Linked DNA regions of Homo sapiens: region 2 is linked to region 1. The links are chromatin loops, found by intact Hi-C in ENCODE. Cell type or tissue: PC-3. All regions are shown on one strand. Each heading gives the region's core, and the rest is flanking DNA. Links, peaks and the distances in the headings are about the cores only.

Region 1 (6,702 bases), core at 1,033-5,032:
CTGCCCTCTCGTCTGGACAAGCCTGGGTGATTTTTAGCTACAAAAAAGGGGGAAAATTATCATTCAGGAAAAAAAAAATAGAAGGAGGCTCCTAGCCATCCAACAGACAGGCTGTCTTCTGGGTGAAAATGAGAATCTCCTGTCTTGTGAACTCGGTGGGGGACTTTGCAGGGGGTGTTCACACCGCAGGATGACTGTGAGCACCCCGGAGGGCCAGGCCCATGCCCCAGCACATTCTAGAGGCTTGAGGCCCCTGCAGATTTTTCTGGGAGTACCCCAATGTCTACCACATGTGGGTGTACACCTGGAGGATTTCATGGGGGAGGCAGCACAGTCATGAGGCCCCTGTGATTCCCTTGCATCACCTCACTCTCCAGCCCTGTGCCTAGGACCTGGCAACTTTTCCCCAGCCTGTGGCTTTCTGGAAGTTTCTTTCTCCCTCCCCACCAATCACATACACCTGCATGCCCAGACACTACGCTACATGCTCGGGGCCTGCTCCACAGGTCAACATACTAAGTCTTATTATTTCTAAAAAAAAAATCTCTATTTTATTTTTCTGATTTAAAATTTCAAACATTACAAGAAAAGGTTTAGCAAGTAAAGGTCCATCTTTTTTCTCAACCCTTTTAGGATAACCACTGCTAATGGGTTGGTATCTGTTTTGCCAGACTTTCCCATGCAAACATCATGATTATAAAAAGGTACACACACATGCATATGCACACGCACGTGCACACACACACACACACACACGATTCACTGAGTTCCTCACTCAGCACTGCCATTTTCTGTGTGACCTTACGCAGGTTGCTGAACCTCTCTGAATCTGCTTCCTCATCTGTAAAACAGAAACAGTTATAGATTGTAGGTTGTAGGGAAAACTGAATAAATTAACACGTGTAATGTGCTTAGAACAGTGCTGAGTACATAGAAAGGATAGAGGAAGAGCACTGGAATACACTCTTCCCAGACCCAGCACTTTAATCAGCCTAGCCTCTCTTTGTTTTACATATTGTGAATTGTTTAGGAAAATAGGTTTTCCTGCTTAACACAGCACACACACACACACATACACACACATTAGTTGTAAAGCTGCTAGCACTGGGGCTGAGCAAGGCTGTGGTTAGCAGACTAAGCTGGTGTACTCCCACTGTGTGACCTTGGATGAGTGACTTTACCTATCTGGGTCCCAGTTTTGCCATCTATAAAATGGGAATAATAATAGCATGGAGGGCTCTTGTGAGGAGTAACTTAGGTAAAGTGTGTAAAATAGACAGCAGTGCCTGACATACCATAAAGATTGCCCCCAAATAGTAGCTGTTGTTGTTATGAATTAGCTATGAACATGACTTTGCATTGAATGGATTAGAGGGGGTGTGTACTTATTCAGGGCCTAGAAGCAACTATGACCTCCCTCTTTCCCAACCCCTACTGTCACTTTGGGGTCAGAGATGGGCCTCATAGGGTTAGTGAAACCTCTGGAATTATGCGCATGCACACCGCTTTTGCATCCACTAAAAACCGTTTTCTTCTCAGGCAAAGATCTTTCTCTTTCATCAGATACTCAAAGTGGTCATTAACCCAAGAGAGTTAAGAACCCCTGAGGCTTAACACAGGCTCTCTGCTTCCTGCAAAGATCTGCTTTTCTGCTAAGGAGAAGCCAGAGTTTGAATCTCTAAGCAGTGTTCTGAGGACTCTTGATGGTCCCAGAAATCCTTCCAGGGAACCTGGGGGCCTCTCCCTTTCCCACCTCATATTTTTGTACAACTAGATTTTCTTCATATGCCTCAAGCAAAACAACAGGTCGCAAAAGTGGGTTTAAGAATCCAGGTGTTTCTGGGAGCGGTGGCTCATGCCTGTAACCTGAACACTTCGGGAGGCCGAGACAGGTGGATCACTTCAGCTCAGGAGTTCAAGACCAGCCTGGGCAACACGGTAAGAACTTGTCTCTACTAAAAATACAAAAAATTAGCCAGGTGTGGTGGCGTGTGCCTGTGGTCCCAGCTACTCAGAAGGCTGTAGTGGGAGGATCACTTGAGCCTGGGGGCGGAGGTTGCAGTGAGTAAGCTGAGATCATGCCACTGCACTCCAACCTGGGTGACAGAGTGAGATCCTGTCTCCAAAAAAAAAAAAAAGAAAGAAAAAGAAAAAGAAGAAAAAGAACCCAGGTGTTTTCTATTAAGTCAGACATTTGCAAAAATGTAGAACAATGCCACTCTGCAACCTCCGCCTCCTGGGTTCAAGCAATTCTCCTGCCTCAGCCTCCTGAGTAGCTGAGATTATAGGTGCGCACCACCACGTCTGGCTAATTTTTTGTATTTTTAGTAGAGATGGGGTTTCACCACGTTGGCCAGGATGGTCTCAAACTCCTAACCTCAGGTAATCTGCCCACCTCGGCCTCCCAAAGTGCTGGGATTACAGGTGTGAGCCACCGTGCCTGGCCCTCCTCATTAAATTTTTATTTTTAGAAAATTATTTGCTTTCTATAAATATGTTATATGTTAGTATATAATGACTTTATAATTATTATTTTAAAAATTAAGCCTTTTAAATGTCTCAGTTTTAATTTCTAAAACAGTAAATATGGATACACATAGCTTACATAAATAAAAGCTCTTTGAGATCCTCAATATTTTATGAGTGTAAAAGTGTCCTGAAACCCCAAAAGTTTGAGAACTGCTGTTCTTTGGAAACCTACCTGGTTGTGATAGAAGGAGCTGTGACACATCCAGCTCTAACCCAGGGCTTTGGCTATGGGGCATTCTGGGAGATGTGGTAGGCAAGGCAGGCTAGTGGCAGAAAAAGGGGTGGATTAAGGATCAGGCCAGCTGAACAGTAGCCAGAAACAGCCACCCGTAAGGGTCATAAAATCAGCAATGGATGTGTAATAATATGGAGAAAATAGTGTTTTGTCCAATTCCTCTCAGGAGAGTCTTGTATGAGGCTGTTACAGGGATAAGTAGTGAGATCCCCAAGAGGCTTTCTCAAGTAACAGTGATGATTGCTAAACTGCCCTGTAAGGACTGTGTACCTAGTAACTAACTGCAAGGCCATTCTTTGCTGAAGAGGTTATGCAAGTTTGGGTCCAGAACGGAATTGCTGCAGTTCCTGGAGGAGAGGCTGAACTTTGCCACCAGAGGACACTCTTTCTCGCCATCTCCCCTAGAAGCTCTCTGCTACCCCTTAAAACAGTGCAGAGCAAATACCTTTACTGGCTTTTACTTGAAGGGGCAGCAAGTTATTGGTTATACTGGGCAGAAAATGTGGGCTGATTGTAAAGAAGGAGCAAATGGAGAAGCAGGTGAAATCAGCAAAGAGGCAAATCAGGACTCCTGGGCAGGAAAGGGCTCCCTTATTCATCAAGAGTGAGTTTGTGGATCACTCTGTAAGACTCAAGACCCAAGGTGAAAACATGAACTCTCCCGTTAGGAAATGATGCTTGCTGAGAAATATCCTCAGGGGCCACAAGTAAGGTGAAAATCCCAAATCTGCTCGGAAAGGAGGCTGGAGATAGGAAAGGAGTTTCCTTGACCAACTAGCATGGATCATTTAATATGGAATGCTTTATCTTTAAGAAATAGATTCAAAAAATTCAAACCCAAGGCTGACTCACACAGAACCTGGCTGTCTTTGCAGGTTGGAGGTGAATAATCAAGATACCTGTCTGCCTTGTTAAAGAGGCTAAAATTCTTCTCCTTCCCTTCTGTCCCTAGTTTTCCCTGAACAAGCAGTGCAGTTACTGCCCACCTGAGGAAGTTCTGAATGCTCTTAAAAATGTTCTGGAATGCAGCTGTGAAGCCAGAGGTATTTCTTTCACAGATAAGCTCCGGGGCAGTTAGCCACAAGAGGGGCAAGTCATGCCAGGCTCTGCCAATGGGAAGGGCACAGGTTTTGGGATTGGGGGAGCTGTGGATGACTCCCAACTCTCAAATCTTACTTCTAGAACATCCCAGAACATTCCTGTGGTATGTTCTTGGTTCTGTCACTGAATCTCCATCAGCCAGGGTTCTGGGAGGGATGAAATGCTAATTGAGGGGGAGTTAAAGGAACAAATGTGTGGATGAGGTTAAGAGACATCAGAAAGGGGAGTGAAGCTACTTGGGACTGGCAGCAGTGAGGAGCCATTACACCTTGTTCCTATAAGGCAAGGTGAAGCAGAAGCTACTAGTGGTCCCCAGGGAGCTCATGATTTATTAATAGGGTCAATTTCACCCCGAAAAGGGGCAAAAATTGATTATTGGGAGGTGAAACAAATCTTACTCTGTATGTAGAAAGCAGAAATATACATACAGCACATAAACAGCAACACAGTATATCTGCAGTATTGTAATTTCATGGGGAGGATGAGTGATTAGAAAAAAGTCTAGAAAGTCTTCTTAGAGGGATGATCATTTTTAAAAAGCTTGGCTGAGTGTAGTGGCTCACACTTGTAATCCCAGCACTTTGGGAGACTGAGGCAGGCAGATTGCTTGAGCCCAGGAGTTTGAGACCAGCTGGGAAACAGGGAAACCCCCATCTCTGCAAAAAATAGAAAAATTAGCTGGGTGTGATGTCGCATGCCTGTGGTCTCAGCTACTCAGGAGGCTGAGGTGGGAGGATCACCGGAGCCCAGGAGGTCAAGGCTGCAGTGAGCTGTGATTGTGCCACTGTACTCCAGCCTGGGCAACAGAGTGAGACCCTGTGAAAGAAAGAAAGAAAGAAAGGAAAAGAAAGAAAGAAAGAGAAGGAAAGAAAGAAAGGAAGAGAGAGAAAGAGAAAGAAAGGAGAGAGAAAGAAGGAGAGAAAGAAATACAGAAAGAGAAAGAAAGAAGAAAGAAAGAAAGAGAGAGAAAGGAAGGAAGGAATGGGAAAGAAAGGAAGGAAGGAGGGAGAAAGAAGGAAAGAAAGAGAAAGAAAAAAGAGAAAAAAGAGAAAGAGGAGAAAGAAGGAAAGAAATACAGAAAGAGAAAGAAAGAAGAGAGAAAGGAGAAAGAAAGAAGAAAGAAAGAAAGAGAAAGAAAGGAAGGAAGGGGAAAGAAAGAAAGAGAGAAAGAAAGAAGAAAGAGAGAAATAAGGAAAGAAAGAAATACAGAAAGAGAAAGAAAGAAACAAAAAGAAAAAGAAAAGGAAAGAAAGGAAGGAAGGAAAGGAAAGGAAGGAAGGAAAGAAGGCCAGCCTCAGCCTCCCAAAGTGCTGGGATTACACGTGTGAGTCACCACGCCAGGCAAGGCATGGATGTTTTCCAAAAACTCCCTAGGGGATCTTGATATTTATCTAGGTCCGGTCTGAATCATATGATATGCTTTATAACTATTATCTACCCATACATGTGTACATTTCTATCCTTCCTATGTTTTTTAAACTGAGGTATAAATTAGATAATGTACACATGTTGATGAATTTTGATCTAGGTATACACTGTGTACCTATCACCCAGATTAAAATATAGAACGTTTCTCTTCCCCAAAGGTCATTGCTATCCTGTTACCACCTTCAGTTTTGCACGTTCTTGAACTTCAGGCCAGTGCTGCTGTGGATGCCAGTGGTTTCTTTTTCACTGCTGAGCTGTATTCTGTTGTGTGGATATACCACAATTTTATTATCCATCCTCTGTTGACAGGGTTGTTTCCAGTCTTTCACTACTGCAAATAATGCTGCTATGGACATTTGTATATAGATCCTTTGTCTATATTCTTATTTTAATGACATTTTATTCCTTTCTCCTTTCATGTTATACTCCATGTCCAATTTTCTTTTTTTTTTCACATCTGCAACATATTTATTTTTCAAAGGAATGGATTTTGAGAGAAAATAACATGGGGCAGAGATATGGAACAGAAAATAAATACAAGGCCCGGTGTGGTGCTCATGCCTGTAATCCCAGCACTCTGGGAGCCCAAGGCAGGCAGATCACTTGAGGCCAGGAGTTCGAGACCAGCCTGGGCAACATGGGGAAACCCCGTCTCCACTAAAAATACAAAAATTAGGTGGATGTGGTGGTGCACGCCTGTAATCCCAGCTACTCGAGAGGCTGAGGTAGGAGAATCACTTGAACCCAGGAGGCAGAGATTGTAGTGAGCCGAGATCATGCCACTGCACACTCCAGCCTGGGTAACAGAGTGGAACTCTGTCTAAAAAAAAAAAAAGAAAGAAAAGGAAAGAAATACAAATGTAGGCGGTTTTGCTAACTGTTTTATAACCATAACAAACTAGTTCAGTGACTGTCCTGTATAAAACACAATGAAGCTTCCAAGATCAAGGCTAAAAATTTCAGTCTCTGGTTTTTGGGACTCAGGGTGCAGTCCTTGATTTCGGATGGATCACTGGGTGCGTGGTACAGTCCATGCTTTTAACCAGATTTGAACAGAAGAGTGGCCACTTGGCCCAGGTAGAAACAGATGAAGCATTTGGTTTCATGTGTCACATAACTCCTGAAGTTCCTCCCCATGATGCAAGCCGCATGGGACTGGACTTCTTGTCAAATTCCTTCTTGATATGAGCTGGAATGTCCTTCTCTATATTCTATTTCTCTAGCGCCTGAGTAGTGCACTCCACCAAGTCCTGTTGCATCTCTTCCAAGATGTCAGCATTTTTTATTATGGCCTTTAGGTTGCACATGGTTACCTAGGGAGCAAGCAACCCTCCCACCTTGGCCTCCCAAAGTGCTGTGATTACAGGCATGAGCCACCATGCTCAGCTATGTCTGGAGTTTTCTAGCTG
Region 2 (6,702 bases), core at 1,131-5,130, 59 kb before region 1:
AAATATCTATTGGGACCCTCCTATGTGGCAGACAGGAGGGGTACAAAAAACAGTATGCAAAAGAGACCTAGACCCTGCCCAAATAGAGCTGAGGTTTAGTGGAGAGACAGATACTCATCCAATAAGCATGAAATCAACATATCGTTACACACTGCAATAAGTGTCAGGAAGGGGAGGGCCAGGGGGCTACCAGAAGACTGTCACAGCCACAGGCCCCAGCCCAGGGACCTTCTAGCTCAAGCCCCTCATCACGCATGTGGAGAAACCGAGGCACACAGAGGGAGCATGACTGGCTCAAGGTCACACAGCAGGTCCTTGGCAGAGCTAGAGAAAGAACTCCGCCCCCTGCCTCCCAGCAGGTGGCTGTCAGCACCATCACCGCTTCCAGAGCTCAGGCCTCCCCCGCCCCCACCGCAGCCACCCGTGGTTTATGGCCCCCGGAAGCCCCTCCGAAGTGTCTCATCAGCGAGGCCCCGGGCCACGGGAGATGGGCTCGTCCCAGCTCGGGCCAGGCAGCCGCCGATCGATTGCGCGTGTGCCGCCCCGATACTCCATCTCATTAGGCCTTCGTTTTCATCTCCCGGCTTCCTGGCAGCCTTCAAATTATCCCATAAAATTTATTTACTATTTCATGAATACATAAGCAGCAGGCAGGCACAAGCTTTTTATATATTTACACTGTATATATTTCACGGGAGACTTATAGCTGTCTCTAAGGCAGAGCGGGGAGAGGGAGAGAGACTGAGCAGACGGAGCCGGCAGCTGGTGGCAGAGGGAGGAGACAGGAGGGAGGCGCGTGGAGGGCAGGCGGGGACGAGGGGCCCACGGTGCCCACGGCGGCACTGGGCCACACTGGGCTGACCTGACACTGCTGGGCAAGGGATCGGGGAAGGCTCCACTTTGGGACACGCATGTCATGTCAGTGAGGCAGGGCTCCTGGGCTCTGAGGTGTGGGGCTGAGGTTGATGCTGCAGGTCAGTGGTGCTGGGTGTGAGGCTCCAACCTTACAACAGTCTAGTATGGAGGTACTGATGGGTCATAGGGGATCCTCATGCTGGTGGAGAGCTGGACCCTCATTCTGGACCCAGAGTAAGCCCTGACTCTTGCTCCAGACTAAGCCCTGATCTCAGTTACAGACTGAGTCCTAATCCCAAGCACAGACTGAGCCCTGATCCCAGTCACAGAGTGAACCCTGATCCCAGTCACAGACTGAGCCCTGATCCCAAGTCATAGACTGATCCCTGACCATTGTTTTAGCCTGAGTCTTGAGCACAATCACAGAGTATCCCAGTTACAATGTGAGCCCTAATCTTAGTCCCAGCATGACTCTTGACCCTAATCCCAGACTAAGCCCCAACTCCGGTCAAAGATTGAGTCCTGACCCGAGTCACACACTGAAGCCTGATCCTTGCTCCAGACTGAGCCCTAACCCTGGTACAGACTGAGCCCTGACCCTAATCCCAGACTAAAGCCCTATTCTAGTCATAGACTGAACCCTGATCCTAGCTGTAGGCTGATCCCTAACCCTATTACCCATACCCATGACTCCTCACCCCAGCCTGCCATCTCTCAAGGTTTCACTCATGTACACAAGCCACAAGCAGCCTCTTCTCCTCCCTGTGAATCTGCATGGGGACTGTGTGTGGTGACCACATGGTGGTATTGCCCTCCCCACCCCCTCCACATGAGGCATGGCCGTGTGACTTGCTTTGGCCAGTGAAATGGGAGAAGCAGTGAAGCGTGGCCCTGTAGGCTGAAGTCCAAACATGGCAACGTGTGCTTCCACCTCCCCATCCCCCATCCCATCATCTACCAGCTGTGTTCCACCAGTGAGCGCTCCCATCATCCTGGCACCTGGTGGGGAGGACGATGTGGGGTGTAGCCCTCACCAACCCACAGGGTGAGATGTCAGCCTTTGATGAGTTGTTTTCGGGGGCTGAGATTTGGGGGCTGCTTTTCATTGCAGCATAACCTGACTGATACAGCCAGAAACCCCTTTTCCTCTGAAGTCAGCTGCTCAGGGTTCTGTCCATTCCTAATCTCCAAGGTTTTGCCCTACAGAAGGCAGAGGACAGGTGCAGAGAAATCACTCAACATGTCAGAAAACCTGTTGCACAAGACCAGGCACACTGTAGGTGCTCAATAAATGCTTGCTGAATGGGAAAACATGTATTTTTTTCTCCACACTTCTGTCTCAGTCCTTTAGAAAATCTGCTCATCCCAATACAGTGAGATGCCAGTCCAGGAGCCTTGAAGGACAGTGGTTGTGCCCAGAAAGTTCTTCTGGAATCGAATCCTGTCTCCAATATCAGCCGTGTGGCCTTGGGAGAGTCTCTCTCCACTCTTGGTGCCTCTGAGTGCCCTATCTATATGGAATGGAGAGAGGAATCCAAGCCTCTGTGTGTCTCACATCCTGGCTTCTCCAGAGATCTGGCTGGTCAAACCCTCCAAATGTCAAGCCACTGGTACCATCTGCTATCATTTTTGTATTTCTCCACTCAGCTGTTCTATCTTCATTGTTATCACTGTCTTGACCATCCTCATCACTGCTAATGTTCACTGAGCACTTACTATGTACCAGACCTAGAGCCTTTACTCATTTTAATCTTCTTAATGACTCTCAGAGGTCAGTTGTTACTCTTTCATCTACGCATTAATTCACTTATGAACTCTCTGTTCACCTAATGATCTCTTTTATATCTCCCTCTCTCCTTCCTTCTTCCTTCCCTCCCCCTGCTTCCTTCTTTCCTTCCACTGTCTCCTCCCTTCCTCCCCTCCCTCCCTCCCCCCTCTCTTCCTTCCTTCCTTCCTCTTTCCTCTCTCTCTTTCCTCCCTCCCTCCCTCCCTCCCATCCTTCCTCCCTCTCTCTTCTCCCTTTCTCCCTCCCTCCTTTTTCCCTTCCTTCCTCCCTTTCTTTCTTCTCCCATACCTCCCTCCCTCCTTCTGTCCCTCTCTCCTTCCCTCATTCATTCAAAAGCAGTCTATTACAAGGTGAGGAACATGGGCTCTGGACTCTGACTGTCTCGGTTCAAATTCTGGTGCCATCTTTTACTAACTGTATGACACTGGGCAAATTAATTCCTCTGTCTGCCCTGGTTCCTGCATCTGTAAAATGGAAATAGTAATCACTTTTTCCTCCAGGAATTGGTGCAAAGATGAATTGAGTTATGCTTCAAATAGTACTTGGCAGAGTCAGCAGTGAGTAAATGCTGGTCATGATTATTCACAGAGCAACTGATAAACCCACATGTACCAAACCCTTCTCAGGGTTTCAGTGAGGGACAAGACACAGGAAAGTAAACAATGACAGTGAACATTGGAATGGTCACTATGTGCAAGGCACTTTATGCCCATTGTCTCAATTGTCACAGAAGCCCTGTGGGATGGGCACTGTCATTACAACTATTTTGGGAATGACTGAACTGAGGCCCAGAGGGGCTAAGCAACTTGTCTGAAGACACATGGTTCATAGGTGATGAAGCCAAGATTGGAATCTCTGTGGCCTGGCTGCTAAGCTTGTGTGCCTCACCATTAGGCGATGCAGCCACCATGCAATGCATGCATTCAAGGGCAGCAGTACTCTCCAAGAGGGTGTGCAGAGGCCTCTGCATCGGGGACTGAGCAATGAGGCTTCCCCAGGCCAGGGGGGCAGTGGGGTCCTCTGAGCTGGCCCATCCAAGGGAATCTTCTGGAGTCTCCTCGTAAACCACCAACACCCTGACCTCCATCCAACTCCAGAAGGACTTGCTTTCCCTGTGGGTCCTCTGGCCTCTCCCACTCTCCCAGGGAGGCTGTGAATCCACATGCTACAGAAGCAGGGGCTGCCAGAACCCCACCTGCCCTCCCCGCTCTCCTCCATGAAGAGAGGAGCTCCGTAACTGCACAGGGCTCAGTGTGAAGGGCTCCGAGGCAGGCACACATCTCACATTGCAGCTTCTTTTGTCCGGACCATGTAGCATTTATTATTAATTGTAATAATAATTATAATTGCTTATCGATCTCCTCCAATGCACCCGGCACTCCACCCAGCACTGAATTCAGGTCACTGCCCAGCAGACACACAAATCTATGCCCCGTGCCATGCATCACACAGTGTTAGTGCTCAATAGACATCCAATAATGTGACCAGGTCCACATGTACGGTCCTGGCCTGCCACGTCCAGGCGCACAGGCTTATGAGGTTCATGTCTAACCAGAGAGCCTCCCCATCAGCCATGTGGAATCAGTCTTTGACCCACAGCCATTTATTAATTGCTTTTTTTTTTTTTAACATTTGCATTGGACCAAGAAAATGCTGTCCTGGAATATTAGAAATAAAAGGAAGATGCTGTCCTCTTCCTCAAAGACTGTCTAGGACAGCGCTTCTCAACCTTTAACATGCACACACATGCCCTGGAGACCTCATTAAAATGTAGATTCTGATTCAACAGCTCTGGGACCCGGGACTCTGCATTCCTAACAAGCTCTAGGAGCTGCTGATGCTGCTGGGCTGCGAGGTTGCAGGCCGTGCCCTGAGCAGCAGGATCTAGTTGAGGACTGACAGTGTTCACTGCAAATAAGTAAACATCCAGAGGAGGCAATGGGAGAAGGCAGAAAGAACACATGTTTTAAAGCCCAAGATTGGGCTATCTATTTAGCTGTGTGACCTCAGGCAAGTGACCTCACCTCTCTGGGCCTCAGTTTTCTTGTCTTTAGAAAACATGGATGATGTTACCTACTGGATAGACTCATGATAGTGGTTTTAATGAGATAACAGATATGAAAGTGCCGTGCACATGGGAGGTACTGAATGCCTTTCTCCCTCCCTCCCTCCCTCCCTCCCTTCCTTCATTCCTCCCTTCCTCCCTCCCTTCCTTCCTTCCTTCTCTCCATCCCTCCCTCCCTTCCTTCCCTCCCTCTCTCCCTCCTTCCAGTTTTTGTCAGCATATGTAACCTAAAGCCATCAAAAGGATTCAAATTATTGCCACTTTTTAAAGGGAAGATGGTGAAGGTGAGGGTGGATGGAGAAGAAGCCTTCGAGGCTGGGAAGGCTGGGGGTTGGTTTTGAAGGATGGATCTAGCTTGGCTTGGCAGGGCTGGCCAGGTGCACACCATGAGAGAGCAACAGAGGCTGGGGATGCCCCACATCCCCTTGCTGAGCTCAGAGCTCACCTGCAGCTGGCGAGGACATTCTGTGAGCTGCCAGTTGCCCTCATGCCCCTCCATGTGCCTGCAGCCTCCTGCTTTTCTGGCCAAAGGTTTTCACCAAGGTGCACAGGGCAGCCAGGAAATGCTGGGGATCTAATGTCTCCAAAAGCAATGGGAGTAGGTGGAGAAATGCCACAACTTCCATGTCCCTCAGTGGGAAAGTTCTGAGGCGGGATCTGCATGGCTCGTCTGAGGGTCCCCATGGACTGACACCCTGTAAGTAACCTGCGCCTTAACAAAAACTGCACTGTTTTCCCCTTCTCTGCCTCACTTTCCCACTTTCTTCCCTCCCAAATAAACAACCTGCACCCAAGTCCTTGTCTCAAGATCTGCTTTTGGGGGACCCCAAACTAAGGCAGATGGGTCGTAGGCAGGAAGTCATCGTCATCCTTCCAGGGATTCAGGTGCAGAGAGCATCACTAGGTTTCTCCAGCCACAGCTTGCTTTCCTTGGTGCTTATTAACACGAAGGCTTTCTCTCTCTCTCTCTCTCTCTCTCTCTCTCTCTCTCTCTGTGTGTGTGTGTGTGTGTATGTGTGTGTGTCTCTGTCTCCCTCTGTCTCTGCCTCTATCTCTTTGTCTGTCTGTCTCTCTCTTCTCTCTCTGCCCTGTATACCTTCCATCTCTCATGTCATTTTCCATGGAGAGTTCCTACTCTGGCCACACTTCAACCTCAAAAGTATCAGGTGTATCACCTCAAAAGTATGAGGTGAGTTAAATCACCTCAAAAAATAGTGGGCAAGGCAGAGATGATTATCCCTCCCATTTCACAGATGAGGAAACCGAGGCCTGTAGAGGTTTTGCTTGTTCAGGTGTTCATTCAACCAGCCTATGTTGGATGTCTGCTATGTGCCAGGCACTGGGACAGGCAACACCTTGGACAGGGGCTCACCTAATGATTCTGAGACATCATCGAGCACCAGGGCCCTTCAGGGAGCTTATTAAAATTCAGATCCAGGCTGGGCACCGTGGCTCATGCCTGTGATCCCAGCACTTTGGGATGCTGAGGCAGAAGGATTGCTTGAGCTCAGGAGTTTGAGACCAGCCTGGGCAACATGGTGAAACCTCATCTCTACAAGATATACAAAAATTAGCTGGGCATGGTGGCATGTGCCTGTAATCCCAGCTACTCAGGAGGCTTAAACACTAGAAGCACTTGAACCCTAGAAGCGGAGGTTGTAGTGAGCCAAGGTCACACCAGTGCACTCCAGCCTGGGAGACAGAACGATAGTCTGTCTCAAAAAAAATGCAGGTTCCAGGGCCCCATCCCCAGAGATGGCAATTCAGTGGGTATGGTTCAGGAGAAGACCAGAAATCTGCAGAGTAAACCCCCCGAGCTCTACCAAACACTGCAGGTGATTCTGGGACAACGGGTCCTCCCTGGAAAGACTCTGAGAAACACCAATTCAGAAGAGGTAGATTTGGGCCAGGACAGGAGGATGCACAGGACCCAAGGATGCAGCGGAGCCCCACCCCAGGGTGGGAGGCAGGAACTCTCCAGCCAGTGGTTTCCCAG

The links. A loop is a pair of places that touch in the nucleus more often than their neighbours do. Peaks named below come from ENCODE experiments on the same cell type or tissue, not always from the same donor. Only the 100,000 strongest peaks of a DNase experiment are listed, where the experiment ranks them.
Region 2: a loop joins it to region 1, with 6 times the contacts of the local background. A loop is called at or near these places in 1 of 110 quality-filtered maps.

Annotation. Positions count from the first base shown.
Region 1 is chr12:113,783,208-113,789,909 of GRCh38, forward strand. It overlaps the pseudogene DYNLL1P4. Among named protein-coding and RNA genes, the nearest start is that of LINC01234, 13 kb to the left of the region's middle. RefSeq lists an enhancer at 1,314-1,850. In PC-3, for the core only: a CTCF peak has its summit at 3,178 (motif pointing right); a DNase peak (open chromatin) is centred at 3,734; H3K4me3 peaks cover 347 bases; H3K27ac peaks cover 1,373 bases.
Region 2 is chr12:113,724,491-113,731,192 of GRCh38, forward strand. No RefSeq gene overlaps it. Among named protein-coding and RNA genes, the nearest start is that of LINC01234, 46 kb to the right of the region's middle. In PC-3, for the core only: no CTCF peak of the experiment used is centred there; a DNase peak (open chromatin) is centred at 3,261; H3K27ac peaks cover 2,574 bases.